3 separate regions of the Homo sapiens genome follow, and all the other regions are linked to region 2. A link is a loop called in an ENCODE intact Hi-C map of the cell type or tissue named here. Cell type or tissue: GM12878. All regions are shown on one strand. Links, peaks and the distances in the headings refer to the core of each region. The heading gives the core; the rest is flanking DNA.

Region 1 (11,269 bases), core at 1,449-9,448, 280 kb after region 2:
CACAAGCTACCTCCTATAGAGCATACGTCTGAACTGTTAAGGCAAGTAGACATCATGAGCGTTAGCTGTAGATATGCTTTATTCATACGTATTTGTTCTGTAGAATCTTCTTTGGACAAAGAATTTGCATAATTTTCTGTTATTCCAGTTCTAAGAAAATTTATCACTGACTACTGACCTTATACCTTAGAAAATCACGTTGGCCTGAATTGAGAAAAGCAGACAGAAACATCCTTCTATGTTTTTATTTTATTTTTTGAGATGGGGTCTCACTTTTTTGCCCAGGCTGAAGCACAATGGCACAATCACAGCTCACTGCAGCCTCAACCTCCCAGTCTCAGGCAATTCTCCCACTTCAGCCTCCCGAGTAGCTGGGACTACAGGCACATGCCACCACACCCGGCTAATTTTTGTATTTTTTTTAGCGACGGGGTTTTTTCATATTGCCCAGGCTGGTCTTGAACTCCTGGGCTCAAATGATCTGCCCACCTTGGCCTCCCAAAGAGCTAGGATTACAGGCGTGAGCCACTGTGCCTGGCCAGAATTGCCCTTTTGAAAAATAAGAGTAGTCAGGAGTGAATGTATATACCTGAGTGAAAACCGCTGGGGATCACACAAGAATGAATTCATCTTTGTCTGCTTCCTAATTGGCTTTCATTCATTCATCCACTAATTTATTCAGAGAGATCTAATTGGTCTCCCTTCTTCCGCTTTTGCACCCCTACAAAGTCTCAACATATCATGTCACTCTTCTGCTCAAAATCCTCCCATCTTGTTCAAAGTAAAAACAAAATGCTTCATAATACTCTTACAAGACCCTCCATGATCTGCCCTTCGAGACTCCCCCAGCCTCACCCCGTGGCCGTGTCTCTGATCCCATCTCCATCACTCCTTTCCTTATCCCTGACCGTGCCTCCAACCCTCACCTCCATATTCACTCCACTCTAGCCACATGGCCTCATGGCGTCTCTCTTCCATCACCCCAACCCACCTGCACCTCATGGGTTTTCATTTGCTTCACTTTCTGCCTTCGTGAAATCTTCTCCTAGGTTCTGAGTGACTTGTCCCCTCATTCCCTTCATGATTCTTCAGTAAATTTATCAAAGAGACCTTCTTTGTCCATCCTATATAAAATAACAACACCGCTCCCCACCCCGTCAACATTTTCTTCCTCTTTACCTCATGTTCTCTGTCTCCATAGCCCTTCTCTCTAACATCTTTTATGTTGTTGTTGTCCATTATTTGTCTTCTCCCCCACTAGAATGTAAATACCATGAGAGCTGGATTTTGCCTGTTTGGTTCACTGTTGTGTCCTCAGCTAAACAGGACAAGGCATATTTGCTGAACAAGTTGAATTGAATTACTCACCTAATATTTACAAAATGGCTACTATGTACCTGCCATTGTGCTAGACAGGAGATATATTGGCGATAAAGACAGCTCATATGGAAAATAGGACTTGTGCATAAATATAATACCAAGTGCACCAGAGAACAGGTGTAAATATGGTGCAGTGGGAGTTAAGAAGCCGTTATTAACGTATTTTTTAATTCCAATAAGTGGTACAGCAGCCTGTCCCATCGGCCTGTCACAATATAAGCCAGGGTTTTCATCCTGGTTCAGTTTCCCAATACACTATGACAGGCGTGTAGGGTAGTCTGCACCTGTAAGCTTGATGTCTGCGGCCTTGGCATTCCAATGACATGGCACTTGAGCCAAATTAATATTAGTGTTTTTCCTATACCCTTCTAAATTAACTGAGTCTTTGACTTGTGGATGTATATGGAATCTGTTTTTAATTTTATTGCCATAAATAGTTGTAGGATATCCTCTATGCTGGTAGGTGGGAGATCCAATTTATTTCATTAAAATTTTGAAATCAGAAACTTATAAATGAATCATGAAATGACACTCATATATTTAATTTCATCTTCAGCAACCATTTTAATTGCTCTTCCTTTATCACTCACTTTCAAGGAAACAACTCAAGTTCTATCACCAGGTGGAAATAATGCCAGCCAAGGTACCAAACAGAGAAATGATGCAGCAAAGGCATTTGGATTTGATTTTGTCTATAGTTCCCTGTCATCCTGCATCAAAGCCATTTGTTCTCAGACCATCCATTGGGAACAGAAATCTACTATCTTAATTTTTATATACTATGATATGTAACCCATTTAAATATAGTTATACTGTAAATATTCGGAGCACCCATAACAGGTATTCTGACATGTAAGACTTTCTCAGTAGCTCACAGGCAGCAAATTCCTTACCTTTGCTACTGATTGGGGAAACACATCTCCCGCTATTAGTTCCTATTTAAAGAACATTGGTGCTTAAAAACAAGGGTCAGAGATTAACTCTCTAATTCCCTAGAAAAGCTTAGGTTACTCGGCTCTCTCTTATCCTTCTTTTATCATCACATTTTAATTATTTATTCAGTATCTGTCTTCCAGTTTAAACTAGAAATTTGCACAAGGACCATTTGTCCAATTTGTCACTGCCAAATCTAGCACATTACATTGTGCCTGGTATATTGTGTAGGCACCCTATAAATAAATAAATAAATGTATGAATTTATTTTTTAAACAATGAGTTCTTACTCTGAGTTCTACATTATGCACCGTTGCCTTCCCAGAACCTATGACCCAGAACTTGTCTTCACAATAGTAGATAAGATGTGCGTGAAACTGCAACATAATTTCCTAGAAAAAGATCTGTACCTATCTCCAAGCAAACCCAGAGAAAGGAGAAACCAAGGAAGGCTAAATGGAGAGGATATTAAGAAATGTTTCGGAAAGGCCTTCTTTTGAACTTAGTCTTGTAATATGAAAAGCAGTACATAAGCCAAAGAAAGGGAATTGTAAAGAAAAGAAGAGAAGCTACATCTACACAGATGTACACTGAGAAACAGACCTAGGGGTTTTGTTAGCAGTACATATAAATTGTATTTTATGAGAGAGATGCATCTCTGATGACCTCACACATTCCCTGAACAAAACTGGCCAGTGTTTCTGTGACCAGCTAGGGAAAATCCAGTGTATAAGTCACTTGGCTGGTTGACTTTGAAGTTTTGCCATTTTTTGACAAATGTTTCATTTGTGAGGATTCACATGATTTCTTATTTTATTCATGAAGTAAGCATCTATTCATATTTCCATCTCACATTATTTCCACCATTCAAACTCACATGAAATGTAGCCACCTTGCATACTGGTAGGAAAAATCCTTAAGTTAAAAAAAATTCTTTGGTGAGTATAGAAAATATTAAATTTTTATATAGAAAATTTCAGGTCAATTTAGACACTGGATGGATTAATAAGTCAGCAAAAGTTCTGGCTCTGACAGTTGTGATGCTGAAATGTAATTGAGGCCTCAGTGCTTCTTACACAGGACTACGTGGACTACTTCTCCCACCTTCTACCCAACACTGTAAGCCCTTTGAAAGCAGAGGCTATTTTGCTCATTTTTAAATTACCACCCCACTGGAAAAAATAACAAGAACAACTTGCATAGTTAGGAGTGAATAGACAGATGCCTGTTGAGTTAATAAATGCCACCTCCTCCCCTGTCTGACTTGCTTTCAAAACAGAAACTTTATCTCCTACCAAGACACCATTTAGATCTCATTTTGAGCAACTTGGCAAGAAAACTGAGAAAATTCCCTACCAGTTAAAGAACAGTTGAGCCACCACTGCTAATAACAATATTCTAAGTGATGGTAGGTGCTGAAATCTAATTTTATAAGTGCTCTAATTGTTTTCTAATAGCTGCCAAACAATATTCTACATGTCCACATATGGACAAATATCAAGAGTAGACTCAGCTTGAGGGGAAATCAAGGTTCAGAACCAATTTGGCACTAGTATACAAACAGGGTTAATGGATCTAAAAGGTAGAGAAGGAAGACAGCAGTTTGCTCCCAAACTGGGAGGTCAGCAGTGTTCTCCAGGAGAGATGGAAATGCAAACTTCCAGAAACCAAAAATCCCATTCAGAGCACTACAAAGTTATGGATTTAACACCTGAGTGAGGGAGGCTCACATGGCATCTTTAAGAAGCTCATCTGCTCCCAATCTCTGCCCCAAACCCAGCCTTATACCTACAAGGTTATAGCAGTTCCTCATTTAAGCTATTTTGAATGTATGCCAGACAGCACCTCACCTGAACCATGTGTGTTTCATCCATTAGAGTTACACAATATCCAAGGTGACTGTAGGACAACGTGGAGTCTCCATGCTCCAATGTGAGCAAAGTTTTCATTTATTAACATCAATTTCCCCAGAAAGTACATACCTGAACTTAGAGGTGAAGTACTACAAGAGTCAGCTGTGGAGACATTGGAGGAAATCATAAAGAAGCTCACTCACTTTAAGCATTTACTGTGTCCCAAAGAAGAATAAAATCCTTGTGAAATTTCTGCTTTAGCCAAGGTAGAGTAACAGACCAATTTACCCTTCTACCTCAAACAGCTTAAAAATAAGCAAAATATATAAAACAATGACTTGCAAGACACTGGACTTCAGGCGAAGGCAGTGATCCCTAAAAGGGGAGGTGTGCCCTATGATTGCTCCAGCTTACCTGCTTGAGAGTTTTCAGGCCTGGCATAAGGAGAGCCCAGCTGACTTCCAGCTGCTCATGGGAAGGTGTTTCACTGAGGCACTCTACTACAAAACTGGCCGAGGGAATTGCCAGGGGAAGCTAAGGTTGATGGGTGCTGCCGCCACCATGCACTGCAGAAGATGGCAGTGGAGAAGGTGTGAACATGGCAGGAGGCTGGAAAAGAATCCATCTGCATTGCAAGATCTGGGCATTGTGGCAGCCCAGCCAGTTGTACTACATGAGTCAGATGACAGGAAAGCTGTCTGTGCTACCAGGCACTGGCAGAGTTATATGGCTTGCAAAACCTACACTCTGGGGACACTACATGCACTGCAGGAGCCACACACAAGCCTCTTGTAACTTCAACAACCTAGCACTACGTAAGCCTTGTGCATTGCAAGAGCCTGCATTTGCAAGCAGGCTGGAAGGGTGAAGGAAAACCCCTTTCTCCTGCAATGTCTCTCTAGCGCCCTCTACTGACAAAACTAAGCATGGTTCCTGCAGGCAAAGAGAAAAATACAATAAAGATCCGTTAATTTTCTCAGAGCAGTCAGTAAAGGGTGAATTGGAACGGGGAGGCAATGATTGATTTTATATAGACATTGACACGGTGATTATAAACCTCATGTGGAAATTCAAAGGGCCTACCATAGCGAAAACAACTATGAAAAGGAACAAAGTTAGAGGACTAACATTACTTGATTTCAGAACTATCATAAAGCTACTGTAATCAAGACAGTGCAATACTGGCTTAAAAAATAGACCAAATAAATCTATAGAACAGAATGAATCGTGAATCCAGAAATTGACTCACACAGATAAGGGCAATTAGATTTCAACAAAATTTTCAAGGTAATTCGGTGGAGAAAGGACAGTCTTCTCAAAAAAATGATGCTGAAACAACTGGATATTCATATCCACACACACACAAAATGAACTGAGATCCATACTTGACACTATATACATTGTAAGACTAAAATAGGTGAAAATGGGTAATGAAGCTAAATGTAAACTCAAAGATTTTTTTTTAAACTTCTAGAAGAAAATATAAGTGAGACAGTTGCAGTGGCTCATGCCTGTAATTCCAGCAGTTCGGGAGGCCAAGGCAGGAGGACTGCTTGAGGCCAGGAGTTTGAGACTACAGTGAGCTATGCTCACACGACTGCACTCCAGTCTGGGTGACAGAGAAAGATCCTGTCTCAAAAAGGAAAAAGAAAATACAAATGAAACTTTTGTGACCTTCGGTTTGGCAAAGATTTCTTAAATAAGACACCGAAAGAATGACTGGATTAGATATAACCCATAAAAGAATAAATTGATGAATTAAAAACTTCTGCTCTTCAAATGTCCTTTTAAGAGAAAGAAAAAACAAAACAAGCCACAGACTGGGCTGCAAATTATATATCTGATAAATGACATTCCCAGAATGTATAAAGAAACCTTGACATTCAATAAGAGAACAAACAACCCTATTTAAAAACTTGGCAGACAGTTTAAGCAGAGGATAACTGATGACAAGCACATAAAAGATGCTGATGATCCTTAGCCATTATGGAAATGCAAATTAAAACAACAAGAAGATACCACTACTCACCTATGAGAATGGCTAAGATTAAAATGATCAGTTCTACCAAGTGTTGGTGAGAATGTGGAAGAACTAAAACCCTCATGCACAGCTGTATTTTCCACTTTAGAAAACAGTTAGGCAGTTTCTTTGAGAGTCTACACCTATTATGTGAGCTAGTGACTCTCCTCCTGTGTACTTACCAAGAGAAATGACAGGGTATATTCATACTAATACCCGTACACGCGTATTCATTGCACCTTTATTTGTAATAGGCAAAAACTGGAAAGAAGCCAAATGTTCTTCAGTAGGTGAATGTATTTTTTAAAACTGTGGTATACCCATACACTACACAGCCACAAAAAGAAATGAACTATTAGTGCACACAACTACATGAACAAGTCTCAAAATAATTATGTGCAGTGAAAGAAACAAAAAATCACACACCTTACAATTCTGTTATATGAAATTCTAGAAATTGCAAATGAAGTTATAGTGAAGCATATTAACTCTTGCCTAGGGACAGGGAAAGGAGGCAGTGGGAGAGATTACAAAAAGGGATTGCAAAAAAGCATAAGAAAACTTTCAGGGATGATGGAAATGTTCATTTTCTTAATTGTATGATGATTTTACATCATATAATCTCATGGAGTTTTACACTGTATATAAGTTCAGTTTATTATATATCAATTATATCTTCATAAAGCCTTTTTTAAAAAAAAAGAATTGTTTTTCCTTCCACGCTATCATCCCATTGTGTTAACTTATATGACTGAGTTTACAATTTTGACCAAATAGACAAATTAATGGAATGAAGAACTAGTTAAGTGCAAGGCAAAAACTTTACCTCATGAGTACATAAAACAACATGCTAAAGGCATTACTCATGTTACTCGAAGAGCTAAGTAAGACAAGTCCAGGAAATAATGTGATAACATTGTACAATATACTATCTTCAAATATGCTGCCAAAGATTCAGAAATCAAAGTGAGGGAGAACCACCAGAGTAGAGGATTCTATTCATGAGGTGAAGCTATAGACTTCTACAGAAAGAGAAAAGCTGTACTTTTCTTCTTACATTTCAAAACACATAAAACAAAATAGTCACTTTTTAAAATAAGTGCTGACCATTGAGTTCTCAGATAAGTTAGAAATGATACACTGCTGGTGAGAGTGTAAATTAATTCAACCATTGTAGAAAATAGTGTGGTGATTCCTCAAAGAACTAAAAACAGAACTACCCTTTGACCCAGAGATCCCATTACCGGTTATATTCCCAAAGAAATATAAATCATTCTATCATCAAGACACATGCATTGGTATGTTCATTGCAGTACTCTTCACAATAGCTAAGACACAGAGTCAACCTAAACGGCCATCAATGATAGACTAGATAAAGAAAATGTGTTACATATACACCATGGAATACTATGCAGCCATAAAAAAAGAATGAGATCATGTCCTTTGCAGGAACATGGATGGAACTGGAGGCCATTATCCTTCCCAAACCAACACAGGAACAGAAAAACAAACACCACATGTTCTCACTTATAAGTGGGAGCTGAATAATGAGAACATGTTGACAGAAAGAGAGGAACAAAAGAAACTAGGGCCTGCTTGAGGGAGGAGGATGGGAGAAGAGAAAAGTTCAGAAAAAAAAAACTGTCAAATACTATGCTTAGTACCCAGGTGACAAAATAATCTGTACACCAAACCCCCAAGTCACATGTTTACCTATATAACAAACCTGCACATGTACCCCTGAACCTAAAATAGAAGTTAAAGTATTTTTTAATGGAATTGTAAGAGCCTGCCTTTTATCTCTTCTGCTATTTAACATTGCCTCATAAATTGTTTTTCACAGCAGTTTTGATTCAGTGTATTGACATGGATTTTCTCTCTCTTTCCTCTCTGTGTTTTGATATGCCAGATGTATCGTTAAGATTACCGGAGAAATGGTGTTGTCATTTCCTGCTGGCATCACCAGACACTTTGCCAACAACCCGTCCCCAGCTGCTCTGACTTTTCGGGTGATAAATTTCAGCAGGTTAGAACACGTCCTGCCAAACCCCCAACTTCTCTGCTGGTAAATATGATTTTGCATAAATTTTTCAGAGATACATGTGGCTTAGTACTTTGTACTTAGATGAGGGATATATCTTAGCAACAGGGTCGCACTATAGTGAAATTACCACCACTCAGATATATTTGTAGATTCAAGCACAGAACTTTTACCAGCTATCAAAATTTGTTGTGGGTGGTTGTGTGTGAATGTGTGACTGCATATGCATATACGTGTTTTAATGGCCAACTATCTCAAGTGGTTAGAGAGACAGGGTAAGAAAATCTGTATCAGCAACAGTTTGTTCATCGTCTGTTTTACTCATTATCAACAGACAGTGGATGACAATGGTGGGAAATGAGCCAAATAACAAGAATAAAATCCTTTCATTGTATGAGCATCTTTTTATTTTTATTTTATTTTTGAGATAGAGTCTTGCTCTGTTGCCTAGGCTGGAGTGCAGTGGCACCATCTCAGCTCTCTGCAACCTCCGCCTCCTGGGTTCAAGTGGTTCTCCTGCCTCAGCCTCCCAAGTAGCTGAGATTACAGGCGCCCACCACCACACCTGGCTAATTTTTGTATTTTTAGTAGAGATGGGGTTTCGCCATGTTGGCCAGGCTGGTCTCAAACTACTGACCTCAAGTGATCTGCCTGCCTTGGCCTCCCAAAGTGCTGGGATTACAGCCATGAGCCACCACGCCTGGCCTTCTTTTTAAATCAATTGTGTGTGTAGGTGTGACTGTGCATGTGCATATGCATAATAAAGACATCAAATTCAGGTTTAATAGTTAATACAATTTCATTGTAATGATCATTGTTTTGATGGAATTTTACATGTATGACATAAAAGAAACTTATGCAAATATGTTTATATCAATGTAATTTTTCACATTTTCTAACTATTAAACCTGAATTTGATGTCTTTATTATGCATATGCACAGTCACACAAACCCACATGCATGCATGCTATTAAAATGATCAATTATACAAGTTAATTATTTGCAGTGAATGAGCTGAAAGAAGTCTTCTTGACAGCTTCTCCATCAAGTCCTGATGTTCATCTACAAACCTCTCTCTGAAGTGGCCACTTTTTTCTTTACTGCCACCTCCCTTGTCCAAGTGACCACTGTCTTTTCCCCATACCACTGCAATTGCCTTCTCTCCCTGAATCCAATCTTGCCCCTCTCCAATACATTTCAACAGCCAGGTGGTCTTTTGTGAGTAAATCAGGTCTCCTTTGTTCACAACTCCCTGGTGGCTTCGCATTACACCTGTCCCAGAATCTAAACCTGTTACCATTGCCTTTGAGGCCTTGAGTTGTTTACCCTTGTCTGCCTCTCCATTCTCATCTCCCACCATCCTGCCTCAGAATCCTTTTAGCTCCAGCCAGACCTGCCAATCTCAGAAACAGGCTGCATCCTTTCCCACAACAGGGCTTTGTAGTACTTGTTTCCCCTGCCTCGAATACTGTTTCAACCTTCTTCACCTGACTCCAACTCATCCTTTAGTCTCAGCTCTACTCTGCCTCCTGGACTATCCCATTCTCCTCCCCATACCCCCACCAACCAGCCCCAAACTAGTAGCTTGGTGCAAAAGTAATTGCAGTTTCTACCGTTACTTTTAAATGACAAAAACCGTAATTCCTTTTGTGCCAACGTAATAAATTCTGTCCCCTTGTTATTCTCTCTAAAGGTACCCTGTTCTTTTCCTTTGTAGCACTTACTACAGTTAATAATGACATATCTATTTGTGTTTCTTCATTCATCCATCTCCCCCACAAGACTGTGCAAACCGTGAGGGAATGGAAAAAGTCTCTTAATTCGAATTCTTGCTTCAGTTTCCCTCCATTTTTTGGTTGTGCACGTTGAGCCAGTTTATTTTTCAAGGTTCCTCCATCTGAAATTAGGAATTATGTGCCAATATCTTGCCAGTTTGTTTGTAAATATGACTGGTGTCATAGTTACAGCTTTTGTTGCATTGCATTTTTAGGCAGTTATGTTGCCAAGTTCTTAGGCATATGTGCAAAAGTTGTATACATATATTAACATACTGGTCTTATACATAGAATCAAACATCACTCAAAGTGGTTTTGCTTAACAAAATATTATATAGACCCTTAAATTATTATTTACAAAAGTAAAAAAAAAAGAAATAAAATATATCCCATTAATTTGGATCTTATGAACTCTACTTGATCACTGTAACAGGGCTGTGATGAGTGACCCTTTAGTCATCTATAGACTCTTTAGTTTCGTTATGCAGTGCCACTCCACTACCTCAACCACCACAACCATCCCCAGTTTTTTAAAAAGGCATTGTTGACCAAGCATGATTCTAGATTGCAGTACCAGCCTTTAGTGTCTATCATCAGCCAATTGTTTCCTTAATGTTTACTGAAGAAGACTTCATATGTCACCATGGCCCCTGGAGACATTTCAGTTTGCAATCCCTATGACAGGGGCCAAATTGAAATTTACATCTACTTTTTTCTTGTGAAAAAAGTTTGCTTGTAAAAAATATGCGGGAACAATTGTCAACTCAAGTATGAGACTGAAGAATGCTCAAGGCTTCTTGAGCATTTAAGAATTCCATCTCTGTGTAAGCATTTGATTGGCAAAGCTTTCTTGAATATTTATTAAAGCAGGTTCTCTAAGAAATTATCACAGACCTATGACAGCTTATTTTGCTATTAATCTCAGCAAATGTATTTCTTTAAAATAGCATTATATAATTGAGGGTTTCCCAGTTATTCAAATCTACTTAGTACAAATTAATGACATGTTGCTAGATATTAATTCTGAACCTCTATTTTGGCATGGTGTGAAAGTGTTATTTGTAGAACTGATATGGGCTGGAATCTGGCTGTTTCTTATTAGCTGCATGACCTTAAGCAAATTATTTAATTTCACTGACCCTCTGTTACTCTTACCTCCTGCCTGCTTGTATAGCAACAGCTCTGGGAGCTTGGGTAACTTAGATGCTTTTCAATTTAAAAAAACTCAGATAGCCCTTACCAGCATCCCTAGCTCAACTGAAAAGGG
Region 2 (11,269 bases), core at 1,715-9,714:
TCTGTACTAGCACTAAACTCTGTATGTTTGCAATATTTGATATTTTCAGTTTTTTCTATTTTTAGCCATAATAGGTGAGTGGTGGTATCTCATGGTGGTTTTAATTTGCATTTCATTGCTGATTGGTGATTTTGATAATCTTTTCTAGGTCTTATCTAATCATTGATGATTTTAATCATCTTTTCTAGGTCTTATTATCCATACATACAACTGCTTTGATGAAGTGCACTGAATATGTGTGTGTATATATCTATATCTATATCTATATATATAGATATATATATGGTCCTAGATTTCTTAACAATGGGGGTACATTTTGAGAAATGCATCATTAGGTGATTTCATCATTATGCAAACATTGTAAAGTGAACTTACACAAACCTAAGTAGTATAGCCTACTTTACACCTTGGCTGTATGGTATAGCCTATTGCTCCTAGGCTACAAACCTGTACAGCATGTTACTGTACTGAATCCTGTAGGCCATTGTAACACAATGGTAGGTATTTATGTATCTAAACATAGAAAAGATACAGCAAAAACACAACATTATAATTCATAAGACCAATGTCATATGTGTGGTCATTGACTGAACCATTATTAGGTAGCAGATGAATGACTGTTTATATATATCACCTCTCTCTCTCTATATATATATACACATACACACTTATAAGTATGTATACATATATGTGCATATAGGAATGTACACTTATGTATATACATATGTATATGTATGTATACATGTATGCATGTATCAGTTTGTATACATATATGTACATACTTATACATATACACATATGTACACATAGGTATACATGTGTATATAGGGAGAGAGTGAGTGGTGGTATAAACATGCATACATTTGTATACAAACATATATACATACATATATACACACATATACATGCATATACATACATATGTATATATGCACATAAATATACATGTATATACACATATACACACATATGTGAATATGTGCATAATATACATATATGTATATATACTCCACACACCACACACTATATATCTCCCTCATATACATATATGTACATATATGCATACTTATACGTATATGTGTTCATATATGTATACTTATACATATATGTGTTCTTATATGTATAATTGTGTATACATACATGCATACATATACATACATATGTGCATTGTGTATGTATATATATGCACATATGTATGGTACATATATAAGAATTTATACACATACACATATGTGTATATGTGTGTATATAGAGAATGCTAATATACACATATGTGTGTATATATGTGTGTGTACATATAGAGGGTACATGTGTGTATATATACATATATGTATATATGTGTATATATACATATATACGTATATATGTGTATAAATGTATATGTGTATGTATATATACGTATATATGTATATGTGTACATATATGTACATGTACACATGTCCCCCTGAACTTAAAATAAAAGCAAAAAAAAACTTATGAAGTTACAGTCATCAAGAACAGTATATGGCATTGGCATTAAGAAAGGCAAATAAATCAGTGGATCAGAATAGGTGGTCCAGAAATATATACATATATATGTGTATATACACATATGTACATGTATGTATATGGGTGTGTATATATATACATACATATTTATATATATATATAGAGAGAGAGGGCATAAAGGACTTGGTTAAACATTACAGAGAAAGTGCCTATAGATGACATGGTGAAAATGTATGACGGGCTTATGAAGAAATTAGAACACTGTGCATTCTAGAGCAAGGCATCATGTCAGTTAATAAAATCAAAGAAAAAGTTCTAAGACAAAACTGTTGTCAGTGGAGCAGATGACTGGAGAAAACACTTTTAAAAGCCATCCAGCAGAATGCCTCCTCATCCCTGGAGGTTCCACTTCCTGCTCCTTCAATTGCTCTAAAGTTTCTTCTCACCTAAAAATGTAGAATACAGTGTACAATAACCTTTTAATCAAAACACAGCTTTACAGTTAGAGACTGAAAGCCTGGCTTTGTTGTTGCTGTTGTTTAACAGCTAATACAGGTATTCTGGAGGAGCTACTGTGTCGCTCCGTTACCCTGAACACATTATTTCTTTCACTGTATTAACCCATTTATGCCTGAGGTTGCATTTTTTTGAATTTTTGCACTCAGACCTTGGCAATGACCTTGAGCAGTAGGATATAAATAACTCCCACATGCTTAGTGTTCCATTATTGGGTTAATGATAAGTCATAATTTTTGTTATTAAGTACCTATGTGCAAGTAAGTGTAAGAAATTGATTGCTGATAAGCAGCATATAAGTGCAGAGTCAGGAATGATGTAATGCCAAACAACCACAGATTGTCCACCTGGGTGGCTGAGATAGTGACACTTTTGCTTTCTGATGGCTCAATGTACACAAACTTTGTTTCATGCATAAAATTATTAAAAATATTGTATAAAATTGCCATTAAGCTGTATGTATGAGACACATAAGACATAAATGAATTTCATGTTTAGACTTGGGGCCCACCCTCAAGATATCTCATTATATATGTCCAAATATTCCAAGAGCTGAAAAATCTCACAGAAACACTTCTGGTCCCAAGCATTTTGGATAAGGAATACTCAATCTCTATATATAATCAAGTATTCTATCATTGCAAAACATATTCTGTGAGCCTGTAGATTGTCTTTTTATTCTCTTTGGAGTGTTTTTTAAGGAGTACAAATTTTAAATTTTGATGAAGTCCAAATTTTTAATTTTTTTTCTTTGGTGAATTGTGTTTTTGATGTCATATCTAAGAAGGTTTTGCCTAACCCAAAGTCACAAAAGTTTCCTATGTTCTAGAGGTTTCACAGCTTTAGGTTTTAAATTTAAATTCATTTTTGTTTATTGTACAAATTATGAATCAAGCTTCATTTTTTGCATACAACTATTCATTTTTTCCAGCACTATTTGCTGAAAAGATCATCCTTTCTCCATAGAATTTCCTTTGTACCTTCACTAGAAATCAGTTGTCTCTCTCTCTATATATATATATGTGTGTGTGTGTGTGTGTGTGTGTGTGTGTGTGTGTGTGTGTGTGTGTAGTTTATTTCTGGACCCTCTATTCTGATCCACTGATTTACTTGCCTATCTTAACACCAATACCATATACTGTTTTGATGACTGTAACTTTATAAGTCATTTTTTTAACTTTTAAGTTCAGGGATACATGTGGAAGTTTGTTACATAGGTACACTCATGTCAGAGGGGTTTGTTGTATAGATTATTTCACCACCCAGGTGTTAAGTCTAATACCCATTAGTTGTTTTTCCTGCTCCTCTCCCTTGCCCCACTTTCTACCCTTAGGTAGGCTCCAGTGTGTATTGTTCCCCTCTATGTGTCCATGCGCTCTCCTCATTTAGCTCCCACTTATAAGTGAGAACATGAGGTATTTGGTTTTCTGTTCCTGAGTTAGTTTGCTAAGGTTGATGACTTCCAGCTCCATCCATGTTCCTGCAAAGGACATGATCTCATTCTTCTTATGTCTGCATAGTATTCCATGGTGTGTACGTAGCACATTTTCTTTATCTAGTCTACTATTCATGGGCTTTTGCATTGGTTCCATGTCTTTGCTGTATAATGTCTTGAAATCATGTAAGGCTACTCCTCCAACTTTGCTCTTCTAATTTTGTTTATTTTTGAGACAGGGCCTCCCTCTATTGCCCAGACTGGAGTGAAGTAACATGATCATGGCTCACTGCAGCCTTGACCTCCCAGGCTCAAGTTTGCTCTTCTTTTTCAAAGTTGTTTTGGCTATTCCAAGTCATTTGCACTTCCATTTGAATTCTATAATCAAATTATTAATTTTCACAAAGCCCTGCTCTGGAAGTCCATCAGGCTCCTCTTGTGTTCCTCCTCCCTGGTCACACCTGGACTTCCTCAAGGCAATAAGCTCTGGCAATGGCTTCAACTTGCTTGCTTCAGGTGTCACTGTCCCTCATTGCCTGATGTCTAGAAACTTCAAAAACTCTTTCACGTATTTTTTTTTCTTTTGTTGTTATTGTTGTTGTTTCAGGCAGGAGGATAAATTCAATCCCTGCTACTCCACCTTCCCTGAAAGTAGACTCGTGTTCACATTTTTCGAAGTATCCTTATATTTTAGATTAACATATTGAGTGATGTACAGATAAAATGACAAGACATCTGGAATTTGCTTTAACATACTACTGACATCTGAAAGTGTGGGGGGCCTAGATGAAACACAATTGGCTCCAAGTTGATAACTCTTCATACTGGGTGATGGGTAAAATGGAGATGAAAGAAAGAGAGAGAGAGAGAAAGAAAGGAAAGGAAGAAAGAAGGAAGGAAGGAAGGAAAGAAGGAAGGAAGGAAGGAAAGAAGGAAGGAAGGAAGGAAAGAAAGTTGGTGTGAGCTTAAAATTTTCCATAAAACAGTTTTCAACATAAAGATCTTGATACTACTGCCTAGCTCAAGGGATTGTTGTGAGGATTAAATGTGGAATTGTATGTAAATTGCCTAGAACTATGCTTAGAACTTAACGAAGAGTAGCTATTAATACTACATAATTGTATAAAACCAACTACCAAATATATATTAAAGAAGTCTGATAAAAATTTCTCCTGAAAAGAGATAACCCTTTAGCTAAGAATGAATGCAGGTCTCTGCTCACCCCCACCACCTTCCTATTCCCTCCCGTGGTGCTGTCTTTCTAATGTCACCCTGAGCTCTGGCTGCCTGGCCCAAATAAGTCAACACGTCAGCATCAGGAAAGAGGTATTTGGAGAAGGATTAGAGAGACAATTTTAAGCTCATACAAACTTTTCTTCTTTCTCTCTTTATTTCTCCCTCCCTCCCACCCTTCTCCCTTCCCTCCCCTCTCCTCCCCTTCCCTCCCCTCCCCTCCCCTCCCCTCCCCTCCCCTCCCCTCCCCTCCCCTCCCTTTCCTTTCCTTTCCTTTCCTTTCCTTTCCTTTCCTTTCCTTTCCTTTCCTTTCCTTTCCTTTCCTTTCTTTTCCTTTCCTTTTTTTTTCTGTGCATTAGTTCCTTCAGGGAGTCTCCCAAACCCACCAACACTAAATTTGGTACCTTTTCTCTGAATTTTCCTGGCACTCTGTCCCTCCTACTGTCAAAGCACTTAAATAGGGCCTGGTAGCTCTCTAGTTTGGAACCTCTCTCCCAATTCCTAAGATTTCCTTACATTTGTTTCCATATCCTTAGAGCCCAGCACATAGTAGACACTCAAAGCATGCTCGTGGAGCTGTTTAACTTCATGGTCCCACCTGTCCATCTTTGCGACCCTCTTCTCTATGTGCTTTGTTTCTTCCTCTGTGGGCTTTGTTCCTGCCTCTGTGGGCTTTGTTCCTGCCTCTGTGCACAGCCTGCTGGGGTGACGCTTTCCTGTTTGAGAGTCTTGACATTCAGTTTCTGTTTATGTACTTACTCAGGCTCATTATAAGAACTGGCTCTTTTCTTTTTCAATTAATTGCACTGCCATGAAAACTCTGTCTCTCCAACCCTTCTCCAAATACCTCTTGTTGCTGTGTTGAGTTATTTGAGCCAGGCAGCAAGAGCTCAGCAAGACAGTAGAAAGACAGAACCAGGAGAGAGAAGAGGAGGGTGCTGGAGATGAACAGAGACTGCAGGGGTCTCCTTTCAGGCTGGTCCAGAGCCCCACATCTCTTAGTATGCACTCAAGTAGACCAGGGTGAAAAATTCAATCATGAAAACGAAAGAACTTAGAACCACAAATGTGAGGGCTAGGAGGGGCATCAACATAACTGAACCTTTCATACTTGCTCCAATCACCAAACACACATGTGCACACACATGTGCAAATGCACGCACACACATGCACACACCTTGTCAGCTGGACTTGTCTCTGAAGTTTCCTTAGGTCATTGTGGAACAAGAGAACAATTTGAAAATCACCGGCCAAGTTGGATATTTTTAATTTGAGGAAAGGCACAGAGATGTTGAGTCTGGTATCCAAATCTCACAATTTCTGGTTTCTTTTCTTTCCATTAATTAATCTACACTGCCACCTCTGACCAAAACAACAACAACCATGCTCCATAGATGTATCTGCATTCTGGATGTCACAGCCATAGAAATCTTCCCAGTGTGAATCAAATATTAGTAGACGTGTTGCTGGAAAAATCACAGCTTTCAAGAATGAATCTGAAAGATTTCAAGCTTTTCTCAGAAAGAAAAGGCCGCGTGATATCCAGATTGAGATTATTTGAAAAGCTGAGACTGGGGAGATGAATCTTCTGCTTGGAAGGCCAGAAAACAACGAAGGCCATTTTGTGTGCCTGAGAGAGAGAGAAAGTGGTTTTACACCACCATCTAGTGGTAGAAAGCAATACTGTCGCTAAAGCTCAAAAAGGGTTCATGATTTTTTTAATTCAACCGACAAGGATTTATTCTAAAGTCTCTGATTTGTCAGAGCTTATACTAGACACTGGGGATATAGCAAATGTTAATTACAAAAATCCATATACCAATTTCAGAAATCTCTCTCCCCCTGTTATTCTTACAAGCATCTCTAGTCTGCGGTCTTCACTACCAGGTCCCTCTCACTCCTGAATCTGTAATCCAAAGTGACCCTCAGACAGCTCAGATACCAGAACATAGAGACCTCTTAAACGCCAAGCTCCTGATGTGGACATTTCTGGGGAAGGGGAGGCTTTCACAAGTTCTCCTTGAATGATAACCATTCAGTTGCTATCAGTCTGAGAATGCAAATATATGTGCTTTCTTGAGTCTTGGAGAATGAGACATCAAGATTCAGGTCATTCTCATGGAATTTTGGAGAAAGATTCTTATGATGGAATAGGACATTATATGATGTCTTGAAAAGGACAGCCTATGATGTTCAGGGCTCAAAAAGTATCTGACCTATAATCCAATGACCTATAATCCAATGATGAATTACACACACACACAATAAACATAATTTTAATGCATTGTTACACTTATTAAAAAGTGAGGGAAAACTTCTGAGGCTCTAAGAGTTAAGTAAATAATAACAGAAGCAATGAACTACAACCTGAGCAGGCAGCCGTAGCAGTAAGCAAGTGAGCAGAGGAGGGAGTTATATGGTGGGATTGTCTGGAAATAAATACTTACATTGCTGCAATCAGCACCTCCAATATAGGTTATTGGATTCTTACAGATTGTATTCCATAAAATATAGCTCATAACGAAAACAGAAAAACCAAAACCAAAGAACACACAAGGAGCACATGAGAGACAGCAGAAATAATACATGAAAGATTAGACTTTCAAAGACCAGATATTGGAGTGATCCGAAAAAGAATGTGAAATGCAAACCAAAAATAAAATTCTAAGTCCCCCCAACCAACTCAATGGACCCCTCCTGTCAGCCAAGGGGATTCCAAAGAAACATAAAATACTAGTTCCAGCCATGATGCGAAGGGCAGGGGAATTGGACATGCCTCATTACACCCTCCTCTCTTTGGAATTCAGGCACAACTGTCCAGCATTAAAATTAAAACAGAGATCTCAAGACTGACAAAACAGACTCTGGTAACATTAAGATACCAACTTCCAACCTGACTCAAGCATAGCATCACATGACAGATAGCAGGGCCTGAAAGAAACAAAAGTATTTTACCCCAAATTATAATTCTTTGCCATATTTTGAAATGGCCCTGCAAAGCTGTCTCCTGTGGGGAAAATTTACATTCTGCAGAGAATCCCCTTCCCTTTCCAGGTATTTTTCTGACCCTGAAGGGATTAGATGAGAGTTTAGCATTTTTAAAGGTATGAATAGGAAATATTAGAATATTAGCCATTTATTACTTCTAAGAGCAGCTGCCTATGAGACTTCACCTACATAATAAGAACTGTGGTCTCCACATCACCTTACGTTAACCCAGACACTCCTTTCTGTTGATTCCAGGTCTTTAGATAATAACTAACTCTTTCAACAAATTGTCAATCAGAAAATCTTTGAATTCATCTATGACCTGTAAGCCCCCACTTCAAGTTGTCTCACCTTTCCAGACCAAAGCAATGTATACCTCATATGTATTGATTGATGTCCTGTGTCTCCCTAAAATGTATAAAACCAACCTGTAACCCAACCACATTGGGCACATGTTCTCAGGACCTCCTGAGGCTGTATCATGGGTCATGGTCTTTGCATTTGACTTAGAAGAAATCTCTTCAAATATTTTACAGAGTTTGGCTTTTTGTCAACAGAAACAACCATGTGTAAAAGGTCAAAAGAAATGGAAAAGGAAATTTTAAAAAAGCAAGAAAAACAGAATGTGAAAACTGGGCTGGGCGCAGTGGCTCATGTCTGTAATTCCAGCACTCTGGGAGGCCAAGGTGGGAGGCCTTGAGCCCAGAAGTTTGAGACCAGCCTAGGCAACATGGTGAGACCCCCATCTCTACAAAAAAAACACATTCAAAAAATAAATACAAAAGTTTAAAAACCAATATGGCAGATTTTAGAAAGAACTAAATAAAACTCGTAGATTTCAAATACACACCCGGATCGCAATGGCTGAATGAAACAGCAAATTAAACAAAGATGAAAAGACTATTAGAGAGTTGGAAAATATAACTTGAATAAATTACCTATAACACAGCCCAGAGATATAAAAGGATAGTATATCCAAACAGATGATCAAGATACATAGATGAGATGATGGAAGCAAATTCTAACGCAACTAATTTGGAGTTACAGGAGTAAAAGTTGGTGCACAAGCAGGAGGAGGGCTTGCAAAGCAGCAGTTAGGAAGGTAGGGCGAGATGGTGAGCTGAAATGATCATGGTGGTTATGACGATGATAAAAAAACTGAGGATTCTGAGGTTAATAGCCATTTTCACTATTTTTAAAGCACATCCCACAAGGAGTAGAGCTGATCAAATGATAAAATGAAAGAAAATACACAAGAGAGTTGCTGCTATTTTTAAACGATGAAACTGAATGAAATGGTGTTTGGGAGGAAGCAAAAACAAACTTAAAAATATACAATCCATAGTGATGGACTTGGGAACATAGGATCAAGAATGCTTTGTACACTTTCTTCTTTGTTTTCTAAAATTTCTACAATAAATAGGTAGACAGGGTCTATTGCTTAGGATTGCAAGCTGTATTAGGTTTGCATGGGAAGAAAAAAATGATTTCTCTGTACCCTTCAGGTTCTTTGGCTGAGCCATGAATTAAATTGACATAAGGCATATTAACAGGTGAAAAATAATTTGAATTGTGTATGTATGCACAGGAGTCCCACAAAAATATGAGACTCAAAGAAGAGCTGAATGATTGATGCTTATATATTATGGAATCCTGAGCTACAGACAGAAAGAGGGGTTTGGGGCTCCTAAGGAGTAGTGGGGACAAGTTATGGAAGGATGAGGGGGGGGAAATGTACAGTGAATAAATGTGGTCTCATTATACAGATAAGGATCTCTCAGGTGGTAAGAGTTGTCTCAGGAGCAGCTCTTTCCTTAATACAGATATCTTTATTAATAAAAATTTTCCTTAGAGATGCACATTTATTTTACAAAAGGGTAGCTATTCAGAGCGCTCTTGCATCTAGTTTCTCAAAATAATCTGCTAATAAATAGCATGCCCAAGAGGAATATTTAGGGGTGATTTGTCCTGAGCTCCAACAGTTTTTTAGAGCTACTGTAACAAAATACCACAAACTGGGTGGCTTAGAACCACGGGCATATTTAATGTCTCACAGTTCTGAAGACTAGAAATCTAAAATCAAGTTGTTGGCAGGGCCACACTCTCTGTGAAGCCTCTCGGGGAAAATCTGTTCCATGTCTGTCTCCTAGTTTCTGGAGTTACCAGTAATCTTCATCACTCTAACCTCTGCCTCCTGCGTCATTACACAGCATCTCCCTGTGTGTCTGGGTCTCTGTGTCTCCTCTCCTCTAACAAGGATACCAGCCTTATTGGATTAGGGACCCACCCTACTCCAGCATGACCTCATCTTAATTATATGTTAACTTAATTACATTTGCAACAACCTTATTTCCAAATACAGTCATATTTGGAGGTTCTGGGAAGCACATGACTTTTAGGGGACACTATCCAACACAGTACATGGGTGTTTGGTTTAAATCTTGGCTCTGCTACCAATTAGCTACGTAAACTTGAACAAGCTAGTGGCTATTTTGAGCACCCTGTTTTCTTATCTGTAAAGTGAGGACAAGAATACTCACTCCATAGACCTTTTGTGAGGATTACTGTGAAGGGCTGTGCTTGTGCCTATTGCAGAGTAAATACTTAGCAGGAGAGAGCTATTATTTTTGTTTTCACTGTCAGAAAAAATTTTTTTTAACAAATTTAAAGACAGAGAAAAAAGAATCACCTTGTCAGTGGACCAAAACATGCCATTTAAACAAAGCAAGCTTTGGGAAGCACCATGTCAACCTAACATTCGTTTCTCTCTCACATTATATTTAGTACCTAGTAAAAAACCTAATTTAGCTCAGGATATACTAGGTTCTAGTTAACTGATTGTTTCTGATGCAGGAGATAACATTTGCATCTATTTCAGTCTCAGGCTAAGAGGCTCAGAAAAGATACACAATTTTAGCTAAGAGTACCTGCCTAATCTAAAAGTATCTATTGCTACATTTTTTCATTTTTTTTTTCCTACTCTGCACAAGCTTGACTTTCCAGTTCATTTTAACTTGATGTCAAGTATATCCAAGGCCTTTTGGTTAAGAGAAGGGAGCCGTATAATCTACTTGACAGAAAATAGCTTCCTTATCAACCTAATTAAATTTCTCTTCATTAAGGTTGCATATTATGGATTTAAAGATATGTTATCTGGGAAGGTTATGATACTAACTTATAAGAAATTATTAACATTTTAGGATGTATTATTTTTCCAATAAATTAGACCCTTAAGAGGGCAGTTCTTTCTGAGGTGAGGAAGGAGGTTCAGGAACATTCCAGAGCCTGGTTCACTTCAGGGTACACTTTTTATCTGGGAAAAGGTAGTGAGAGGGTAACTGAGAGCCTCTGAGAGGCAACAGATTTGCCACCTGAGAAAAAAGCCCCTGAGGCAATGACTGTGTTACTTACATGTGTATAATGTTCCATGTGCTCCTCTGAAAATACCCATGTGGCTTTGTGTACACATATATTTAAAGAATGTGTAAGCAAATATAAGCAGGTTATGAAACATACACACAAAACAAAAAGAAGTTGGGTGCTGGAGACACCCTGCCAGAGCCCACAGTTAAGCTCCCCACATCCCAGCCTGTGATCTGGGCAAGTAAC
Region 3 (11,269 bases), core at 1,207-9,206, 630 kb before region 2:
TTACTGCTATCTCTCTGACGGCAGTTGTAAAATACTGTCAATTGTAGGGCATATCCTGATTTCAGGGCTGTAATTGGAAAATATACATGGTATTTAGATGCTGAGCCATCAGGATTAATCCTCTAAAAATTTCTTATCTTTTAAAAACAAATTTTCTTTCACATATTACATATTGTTCTGTGTATAGTTACTCTTCTACTGTGTACCTTAATTGCAAGGTAAAGAGAAACTTGAATTTTCTTAAAGTGAAACAGAAATGGCAAGAATCCCTGGGGTCCTTTTACCTCTAACAGCAGCACATCTGCTAGAAAACTCACCTGACCTGGGAGATGATCAAATCATAAAGAGAACCACATTTGTGATTCAGGCACCCCTTTGCAGGTACCTCAGAGAATCATGTCTAGAAGCAGTGGGAAACATTTCTCCAGCTGTCCCTCTGCATAGATTCACAGATTCACAATTATATTATACACATCGTTCTATAACTGCATGTATTCACTCAAAATTGAGTAAAAAAATCGATTTCTCGCATCATTATGAAGGGCTGTATTGTATTCTATTGAATAAGTGTACTATGCTTTATTGAATCCATTCTCTAATGATGAATATTCAAATCACTTTCATTTTAATTATTGGAATTTACCAATGCTTTAATAAGTATCCCAGTATAAATGTTTGGAATTGCTGAGTTAAGGGCTATACACAATTTAAAGGCTTTTTGACATAAACTTTTCTTCCAGAAAGTGTATACCAATGTATGGTTTCACCAACTGTCGATTGTAGTGCTAGTTTCCTCCTATCCCTCTAATCCCATTTCCTCATATCCCTCTAATTCTCGATTTTGTCAAGTCATTGGTCAATGTGAGGAGAGAAAAACGGTCTCTTGGCTATTTTCAATTGGTTTTCTTTAATTACTCATGAGCCTAACGAACTTTTCAATGTGATGTGGTGTCCTCTGAGAGAGAAAGCAGCTGCCCAAGTAGGGTTGGAGTGGGCAGGGCAGCTGGAGTGGCCCCTTGGTTGGTGTCAGTAGAAGGTATCTGTCAGGAAAGGAGTAGTTACTGCTTTGGAGACCTGGAAGGTTTGGAGAACTCTGTGATTTAAGCCCTTTAGCCTTCATGGAGATCCTTTTTGTTACCTTCCCAAAGTAGCTGGATGCCTTTCAGGTTCCACAGTTATTGTTACTTTGACCATAGTGTCTGCGTGAATACAGAGCATCGACCTCTAGACTGTATAATCCTCATCTAGTCCCAGAGACAGGATGGCCTAGGGGCAATAAGTAGGTGAAGTGTAAGTAGGGCTTTGAGTCAGTGAGGATTAAAGGGAGTGTTGGGTCCATCAAGTAGGTAGACAAACACTTTTTTTTTTTTTTTTTTTTGAAGCAGACTCTTGATCTGATGCCCAGGCTGGAGTGAAGTAGTACAATTCTAGCTCACTATAACCTTCAACTCCTGGGCTCAAGTGACCCTCCTGCCTCAACCTCCCAAGTAGCTAGCACTACAGGCATGCACCACCACACCTGGCTAATTTAAAGAAATTGTAGAGACAGGGTCTTGCTACGTTGCCCAGGCTGGTCTTGAACTTCTGGTCTCAAGCAATTCTCCTGCCTCAGCTTCCCAAAGTGCTGAGATTACAGGCATGAGCCATTATCCTCAGCTGGAAGAGCATAAATGTTTGAAGGCAGACAGTATAAGGCATAGTGAGGGAATAGTAAGTCTAGACAATTTTCCACATAGGTGAGGAATGGGAGGACGTGTTTGAAAGGTGGGCTGAGATCACACTGTGAACTTTGAGCATATGAAAGTGAGTTTTAGGAGGGGGATCTTTATCTTAATGGCAGTGGGGGCCCTCTGAAATTTTTGGAATTCTGATGTGGTGGGACCTGACAAGTGTCATGTAGTAGGAAATTTAATAGCATTGGAAAGCATTGGAAATGAATGTGGGTAGTACAAAAGGTTTCTATGTGTATCCTGTACTTGGTAAAGGGTAGAACCTTTTCAGTTATGGCTGATTTGTGTTTAGAGGGACATATAATCAGTTGAATGCTTCTAGTACATGATTGTTGTTATTTTCTATTTCTCAGAAAAAGACAACTTAAGAGTAGCTCATTTTTTGGACACACAGATCAGGCTTTTACAATATGTTTAGGTTTTAACAGAATAACAGAAAGTGGAATTGTTTTTTGAACATGTTATGTGGTGTGTGGGTAGATATTTAGTCTTTAGAAATGCAAAATGGGCTGGGCGTGGTAGCTCATGCCTGTAATCCCAGCACTTTGGGATGCTGAGGCGGGTGGATCACTTGAGGTCAGGAGTTCGAAACCAGCCTGGTCAACATGATGAAACCCCGTCTCTACTAAAAATACAAAAATTAGCTGGGCATGGTGGCACGGGCCTGTAATCCCAGCTACTTGGGAGGCTTAAGCAGGAGAATTGTTTGAACCTGGGAGGCAGAGGTTGCAGTGAACTGAGATTGCACCACTGCAATCTAGCCTGGGTGACAGAGTGAGACTCCATCTCACAAAAAAAAAAAAAAAAAAAAAAAAAAAAAATTGCAAAACGAATTCAGAAGATGCATCAAAAACAACCTATAGAATTGCCATGAGATCGTCAGCTTTGCCAAATGACAGCAAACATATAATTTCAAATGGAAAATACACTCATTAAGCCATTTAGACTAGTGAAGTTATATGTGTTATATTTTATATTCCATTTGTATATGGACTCATTTTTCATATTGAAATATTAGCATAAATGAGGAGATCTAAACACTGCCTTCATTTGATTGGGAAATTATCTTAAGTACATGATATAGGATATTTAAAGAGGCTTTAGCATTCATAGCTTGGAATTGGATAGTTTATGGTTATTTTCTTATTTTTGTTGAAATTTAAACTGCACTTTCTGAAATAGCATTTATTATACTTTCAGATATCATCTGTCTTGACTAGGAAGTCAGTCACTGAATGAGTAATTTTGTTTCTGGTATTACTGCCTGACAAACTGATTTTCAGAGATGGTCATAAAAGCAGCATTAATGATCATTTTTAGAGATAGAATGACAAATATCTTGATAAATCATGCCTTGTGCTTAACTTATTTATGAATAGTTTCTGCTGTGGATCTTTTTGGTGCTCTTAAAATGCAGTTAAATTTGTAGTTCAAGAATTGAATTTTTATTCTTCCAGTAATTGCAGCCAAGGGCTGCACTCTCTTTCAGCCTAGATAAGCCACAGTGACATTCCTAGGCCAAAAGAAGGATGCTTGTTGAAAGCTGGTGGGCAGTGAAAAGGACAGGCAGTGTATAGCTTCCCTTTCAAATGCAGAAACAGGGCTTCTCCAAGGTGGAGTGTTGATAAATTATGGGATATTCCAAAAGTCCTTAGTCCACACTTTCTGCTCTAGCAAAGGTAATTTTTGCTATTTATTTTGACCTAAGTACCTTTATAAAGATTTTGTTTTTTCCTCTGGAGGAAGGTAACTAATATTTATTGAGCACTCACCATGTGCCAAGCATCTTAGGAAATGCTTTAAATGCAGTCTCATTTAATTCCTACTATTACCTTGTGATGAAAGCATTATTATACTAATTTTGAGGATGAAAACATTAAGCCTCAGCCAAGTAATTTGCTTAAGTTTATATAGCGAGGGCTGACTTGTTTTTTTTCTTTCACCAACCCAAAGTCTATACTTTTTCTAGTGCCTGCTTAAGACTCAGTATGTTAAAACTTTAAAAATATTTATTGAGAGTTTCAGTATGTTCCAGGTATATAACTTAGATATATTTATTTTCATTTTAAAGATGAAGAAATGGAGAGGTTCAGATTAATACTTTTTTCAGCATTACACAGAGCCAGGATTCAAACTTAGGTCTATCTGACTCCAAAGCCTATGCTCTTACCTACCACATTGACTTGTAAGACTTTTTCTTAAAGGGTTATATTTTAAAATTATTATTAATATTTACAATTATTTTCTATTTAATTCTTTTCTTAAGTACATAAATGCCATAAGTGCTACCCCCTTTTCATGCAAATATAGTGAGTTAATGTGGAGGATCTACTACTAAATGCCTTTAGGATTCTGCTAAACGCTTCGAATACGTTAGGGTTTCTCAACCCCAGTGCAATTGATACTTTGGGCCAGATGATTCCCTGTTTGGGAGACAGCCTGTCTCGTGCATTGCAGGGTGTTTAACAGCATCCCTGGCCTCTACCAACTAGATGCAAACAACACTCTCTTTTCCCCCTACCCAGTTGTGACAACCAAAAATGCTTCAGACATTATCAAATATCTTTTGTCAGAGAGGAAATCACCTGAAGTTGAAAACTAATGGTCTACATTATCTCATCTTATCCTTAGAACACCCCATGAGGCTCATATCATTATGATCTCAGCTTTACACAATAAGAATAACTTGCTCAGGGTCATATGCTGAGAAATAGTATCTTCAGGGCTCAAATTGAAGGCTTACCTATGACTTTGGACTAATTTTTGTTGTATTTCATGGACTACGTCTTGTCTTCAAACTTAACTTGAGCATCCTCAAGGCTTGGCTATGTCAGATTCTCCTTTTTCTTTTGCCCCAAGGGCACCTAGAAAAGTACTTAATACCCAGCTGTGCTTTGACAGATGTTCATTAAGCAAATGACCCATTTTATGTGGGTCATATTTAAATAAGCATATTTTAAATAAAATAGAGCTGAGTGCAGTAATTAAGAATCAGACACATCACAGGTTTACATCTCATTCCTGCCATTTATTAGTTATAGGATCATGGAAAAATTTTTGACCTATTTGATTTCCTCATTTGTTTGTGACTAATAATCCCTCCTGTGGATAATGTGAGGAGTGAGTTAACATATAAAGTCATCTAGCATAGTACAAGACACAAGGTTACAAAGTTAAGTACATGATAGCTACTAGTAATACAAATAATATTAATATTAATGATAGTAAGGTGGCTTGGATTTTCTCTTTATATTATGACATAATTTACATATACTTTTATTTCAATAAATTTAGAAAAAAATTTCTTGTCTGCCTAAGACAACTTGAAAGCTGCTGTTTCATTAACGTTAAATAAAAATTACATGAAATATAAAATATACAGAAGGTAAATGAGGAAATTAGGGGGAAAAAGTAAAGCCAAACAAACAAACCAAAAAAAACCCCAGGACCATTAAAAGACAAAATTAACATATTGTAGTACTGAGGTTTCAGTGAGGAATTAAGCTTAGTTCCTTTCATTTCACTAAAGAAGTTTTAACCCTTGTGGTGGCTCAAGGGCTAGGGCTTCTTTTGGCTTTGAGAGCAGATGAATTGACTCATCCCTGACCTCAGCCCTCAGCCTTCTGCTGATTTGGCATCTCTAGCTTCCTTCCCCGAGGTCTGACCTTTTGCCTCATTTCCTCTGACTCAATTTTGGGTTCTGTTCTTGGCTTTCAGTTTCTGCTCTGAGAGTTCCTTTTCTAAATTTCTGGGTCCTCTTGTAGGTTAGTTACTCACTTGTTTCAGTTTCTCTGCTGGTCTCCTTCTTAGGGTATGGCCCTCCATGCTCTGCCACACCTGGGTTGCATCAGCTGCTCAAAGGCAGCATTTCTCACCTGCTGCTGCTCTCCCTGATCCAGGGCCAACTTGGACAAATCCCTTCCAAATGTAATTGGCCATAATCATGTAGGTTTTAACTATAGGTTGGTGGCATTAAATTTCCAAGACAGTAAAATGTCAGGGTGGAAATTCATTGTTTTTAGATACTGGAGGGACTTTCTGTGTTTTAAATGCCTCTCAATTATTTTTTTCATCCATTGGCACACTTTGGAATGTTAATATTTGTAGTAAATACTGAACTACATAGATAATGCTGTTTGTGGTTCTAGGAATTACATGCCTATCCTAGGGACTGAGGGGACGACTGTCTCAGCCTCCTATATGATATTATGTATAGAAATGCACTGGTTGAGAAGCTCTATTCTAAAGTCTCCATGAAAACACAAATAGATAGCACTGGGCAGGGGTTGGGAGAGAGTATAACACCTTAAACAATTATTCTCTAGCTTCTTTATTTCTATTTGCCTGTCAACTGCTTTCTAAGGGTCCTAGACAGCCCTGGAAAAGTTGCCCCAGGAATACAAAACCTTAAGAATGAAGATAAGGACACTAAAGTTTCTGTAGGGGCTGGAGAGGGAATACCTAAATCTATTCTAAGACATGTTGGGAGATACTAAAACTGGAACGAGATTGGGAACAGGCAGAGAGTTAGGAGGCTACCGAGGGAGTTCAGGAATGAGGTATTGAGGGTTTGGTTTATTAGCTGCTCACCTGTAGAGGAGTGAGTCACTTATTTAAATTCATACAGAAAATATGTAAGCATATATGGTGGGTTGGTTGTTAATACTTTGTCAAATGCATGCCACTTAACTAATCGTGGGAGGTCACTATAATTACCATTTAGATGTGAGAGGTATACGGAGGGAGAAAGAAGTCAACAGTAATATGCAAGTTACTATTTTAATTAATTGGGGGAATTGAATTGCCATTCACTAAAGAAAGACTAAGAAAAAGATACAGTTTTGCTGGGGGAAATGGCATGTTGAGTTTTGAACGTGCAAGTTTGAGATATTTTTGCCATATAAAATAATACCTATCTGAAAAGTATTTGGAAGGTGGTCTGGAACTCTCAGGAAAAAGCCAGATCAGAGTAAACAGATTTTAGAAGTGAACAATATAGAGATCTATACATTTTCATTGTGGGCCCTGGAAATCATATTCAAAATAGTATGAAAAATGTGTGCCAGTGTAGTTTTTCTGAGGAGGGGGTCCTCTATAGTTTCAAAGAATCACTGCTACAGATAGATGAGATAGGTAAATTAAGACCTTAATGGCAAATGGGTAGAAATTATGATTTTTAAAGTAAAAGAGGAAAATGAATCAAGGATAACTTCAGGGTATTTTTTTCTTTGGCAGCAGTGCAAGAGTAGGAGAAGAAATTGGTTTGTGAAGCTATGGGGTTAGAAATACTGAATTTGAATTAGAATGTAGCTTTGAAAAATAATGTGTCCAATAGGCAGTAGGCACTGCGGCAAAAAAAAAAAAAAAAAAAACAACAGTTGAGAGATCTGGAATATAGATTTGTTTGTCTTCAGTGTTATGCTGATAATAGAAGCCCTGAGTGTATGTGAGCTTTAAGCCAATTATTAGACTAAAAAGAGAACAGTGAAGAAGTCCAAGTTTTGAGCTTTGGGTATTACCCAGAGTCGAGAGCCAGGTGAACAGAAGGGCTGGGGCACTCTGGGCACTTGACAGAAAATTCAGTCGTGAATTGACTACAGCACATTGCTTGCCAAAGCCTTGCCCGAGGCAGCTGCTGGTTGATGGAAACAGCTCAGGGTGTGTGTCAGCACTCTTCCTCTAGCTGGCTGGACTGGTAGTCTTCAAATCCTTTTGCTCCCTCATCCTTATAACAATATTTAAGTCACATCATCTTATTATATGTACATATGTTTAGATGCTGTAGAGAATATGTGAAAACAGAAATTTATGAAGATGAAATACATTGATAAAAGATGAATGTAATATATATATTCTTATAACCAATGGATTATTTTGTGCACCTTCTGTAATGCTTTTTTTTAAAAGAAACTTTATTGAGATACTGCTTAAGTACAATAAGTTAAACTCATTTAAAAGGCTACAATTTAGTGACTATTGACAAATGTGTTCAATTATGAAAACACCACAATCAAGATATTTCCATTACTCTCGAAAGTTTCCTGGTGCCTCCTTGCTGTCCATTCCTCTCTCTAACCCATCCTTTGGCAAACACTGATCTGCTTTCTTTCACTGTGAATTAGTTTTAGTTGTTATAATTTTATATAAATAGAATCATATAGTATCTGCTTTTTTTTGTTTCTGTCACTCAAAGGATGCTTTTTTTCTTATTGCTGTATGGGATATAGCAAAATGTCTTTATACATTTACCTGTTGATTGTCATTTAGGTTGTTCCCAGGTGTAAACTATTACAAAAATACCAGCTACAAATTTTTTTTTGTATAAGTTTTTGCATGGATATATGTTTTTATTTGTCTTGAGTAAATACCTAGTTATGGAAAAGCTTGATTTTTCTAGGTAATTAGAAAGTGCTTGGCTATGCAAAAATTATTGCATTTCCCAGCAAAAGTGTGTTCATTAATTCTTCATTCAACACACATTTTATTTATTTATTTATTTATTTATTTATTTATTTATTTATTTATTATTATTATACTTTAAGTTTTACGGTACACGTGCACAATGTGCAGGTTAGTTACATATGTATACATGTGCCATGCTGGTGCGCTGCACCCACTAACTCGTCATCTAGCATTAGGTAATCTCCCAGTGCCATCCCTCCCCCCTCCCCCCCACCCTCAACACACATTTTTAAGCAAGCATAACTTGTGCTTTAAGAGCCAACATAAATATTACATCTCTGCTTTTGAAGAAATTTAATTTAAGATATATAAATTTGGAAGCCATATAGATGATTAAGTTGGTGTTTCAAGTCACGAGACAACACAATTATTTATCAAATGGTAGTTCAGTTTGGGAATAGAAATTGAGTACTGTTGGCTCTGTAAGTGAGAAAAAATACAACCAAAATTAAAAATTAAACTGAGAATAAATGCAACATGGTATCCTGGATTGGATGCTGGAATGGTAAAAGGACCTTAGTGGAAAAATGGCTGAAGTGTGTATGGAAACTCTGTACTATCTTTACAACTTTTCTGTAAATTTAAAATGATTTGAAAATAAAAAAGTTTATTTTTAAAAAAAGGTTCATTGAGAAACCAATTGTAAAATTAGGAGTTTCTGTTCAATAAAATTTGTCCTGAAGCTAAAAAAATTTAAACTGAACTAAACATTTGATCATATATGACAAAGATACATTCTTATTAAATAAAATGCACTTATCAGTCAATAATAACAATCCTACTCTCTTCAAAGAATATTGGACAAAGTATATAAAAGCAATCAGTAAAAGGATTCATACATATTGCTATATAAGGAAGGAACCATATTCACCTGCCTCAAGTTTTTACATAAAAGGACTTCAGCTACAGTACCTTGTTCCGTTTCCTCATTTCTGACTCCATCCTAAGCTAACTGATCTTAATAATTGGTGAGAAAAAAATAACAACTGCTTGGCTCGGCTCTTTCTCAATTTTCTCTTTTCCTATAGATGCACCTCAGCTGCTTGTGTTTCAGTTTTAGAAGAATCTTGGAAGGTCCAAGTGTTATCAAAAGTCAAGTATTCTTTTCTGATCAGCCTAAACATTAAGAAAGCTATTTTTTAAAATCAGTGTGATTCCTGTTTCTGTTTTTAGTGATTATTAATGCAGTGTGTGTGTGTGTGTGTGTGTGTGTGTGTGTGTGTATGAGAGAGAGAGAGATAGAGAGATTTGGTTTTGGGGTGGGGTGGTGAGTACAATTAATTATCTCAACCCTTGACAGCTAATAAACGCTTGAAGATATATTAATTCTCCATAGTAACCAAATAAGTGCAACTTAAAGCAAGGTTGCTGCTACCGAATTGATAATTCATAAAAGGTTTCAGAAGGAAAAATAGCCAGTTTTGAAGAATTTTTAGTGAAAGGACCTTTAAACTGTGAGTAGAAATATAAATTGGTACAATTTTCCCCAAAGGCAAATTGGCAATTTGTATCAATAACCATAAAATGGTTCATACTCAATTTTGATTTTATGATAAAATCTATGGAAGCAATCACAGATTTCATCACAAAGATTTATAAACAAGGATGTTAGTCAAGCACTATTTATAATGGACAAAGAAAGCAAAACAGCCTTATTATCTAATATGGGGATATTATGCTACTTACTATTAAAGCCATGAAAATCATTTTTTGAAGAGTATTTGTTGATTTGGGAAAATTAATATGATACAGTATAAATTAGATAAAAACAAGATACAATACTATATGTGTGTTTTAATTCGAATTTTGTAAGCAGCTTCTATGTAATAAGTTTTGTAAAAAGCATTTTTATAAAATTATAATTTTGAAAAATAATTTTGTAACAAAGCCAACACAAATACATTCATAAACATATTTGTAAAAAAGTATTATTAAGTGAGATGATTCTTGTGCTCCAGACTTGTAGCTGAGGTTCAAAACTGTGAACAAAGTTTACTATGTACTGCACAGAAATGGTAATTTTTGGGGGTGCACAATGTTTGTGAGGAGTGGGCCCAATTAAAAGGGTGTCCTCATGATGCCTGCCTGCCACACAGGAGGCATCTAAAGCCAGTGTGAAATTGTTAAGCAGAGAACCAAGAGCCAGGAAAATAATCATAAGAGGGTGACAATCTCTCCCAGTTAAGTTAGGAGAGATTTATTCGTTTTCTCTTCCCTGTCTTTGGTGGAGTTAGCCTTTAAGAGAAAAGAGGCAGTATGTAAGGGTGCTGCTTCTTGCATTCAGAACCTTGTTGACAGGGAACCCAAGTGTAGCTTTCATTGGTGGCAGGGTAATGGAAGAGCTTTAAATTTAAGGTTGAAGATTGAAATTTGAAAATGAAAGGACTGAGCCTTAAGTATCAAAGCAAGACTCTTCTGTAACTCTAAATTTACATGTACATGTCAGTACATACATGGCTTGCTGATGGGGTCCCAACTCACTGCTGTGTACACATGAAGTGGTTTTTATTTATTTATTTTTACTGTCGCAGGTCAAACTCTAGTCCCTCCCTTTATTATTGCAACTCTTATTGATGTGTTGACCAGACTCTATATCTAAATTCGTTGTTTGGTTTTTATAGGATTGTGTATGTATTTTGTACATCATGAATGAATGAAAAGAGCTAGAAGCATACGCCCTAAAAATTGAAGATTAATTAATGATCTTTTAGTCATAGATTTATCCATTTTGTTTGCATCTTTAGACTTCCTTGTATTTTCAAAAACAATTATGTATAATAATTTATAATCTCACAAAAATATATATTTCAAAAATGTCTTCTGTAAAATTATAATTGAAGATGATATTCATTGTGTTACTTGATTTACATATTTTACAAGGACACACACATTATTTTTATTCTTAAAAAATTAACACCTCAGGAAAATGTTTCTTCAGATAAACTTGTAAAATTTCTTTTATCAGATACAAATATAGGGCCTCTTCTGCTCTAGTTGTCAAAAAAAAAGCTAAATTCATTGCTCAGCTGTCACTGTTATTGATTTTGCCCTCATCATGTCTAATTTAGAATCCTTCA

The links. Peaks named below come from ENCODE experiments on the same cell type or tissue, not always from the same donor. Only the 100,000 strongest peaks of a DNase experiment are listed, where the experiment ranks them.
Region 1: a loop joins it to region 2, with 7 times the contacts of the local background. A loop is called at or near these places in 41 of 110 quality-filtered maps.
Region 3: it touches region 2 in a loop (2.5-fold over the local background); 3 of 110 quality-filtered maps call a loop at or near these places.

Annotation. Positions count from the first base shown.
Region 1 is chr1:66,721,169-66,732,437 of GRCh38, forward strand. SGIP1 (SH3GL interacting endocytic adaptor 1) reads left to right here. Exons shown (of 25, transcript NM_032291.4): 20 at 8,096-8,251. Among named protein-coding and RNA genes, the nearest start is that of DYNLT5, 26 kb to the right of the region's middle. In GM12878, for the core only: a CTCF peak has its summit at 5,070 (motif pointing left); DNase peaks (open chromatin) are centred at 5,043 and 8,246.
Region 2 is chr1:66,440,269-66,451,537 of GRCh38, forward strand. No RefSeq gene overlaps it. Among named protein-coding and RNA genes, the nearest start is that of SGIP1, 88 kb to the right of the region's middle. RefSeq lists enhancers at 6,313-6,362, 6,373-6,422. In GM12878, for the core only: CTCF peaks have their summits at 3,690 (motif pointing left), 5,386, 6,013 and 6,338 (motif pointing left); DNase peaks (open chromatin) are centred at 5,403, 5,953 and 6,283; H3K4me3 peaks cover 887 bases; H3K27ac peaks cover 1,820 bases.
Region 3 is chr1:65,806,812-65,818,080 of GRCh38, forward strand. The region is part of intron 1 of PDE4B (phosphodiesterase 4B); the gene reads left to right. Among named protein-coding and RNA genes, the nearest start is that of PDE4B, 20 kb to the left of the region's middle. RefSeq lists an enhancer at 5,361-5,590. In GM12878, for the core only: no CTCF peak of the experiment used is centred there; a DNase peak (open chromatin) is centred at 5,430.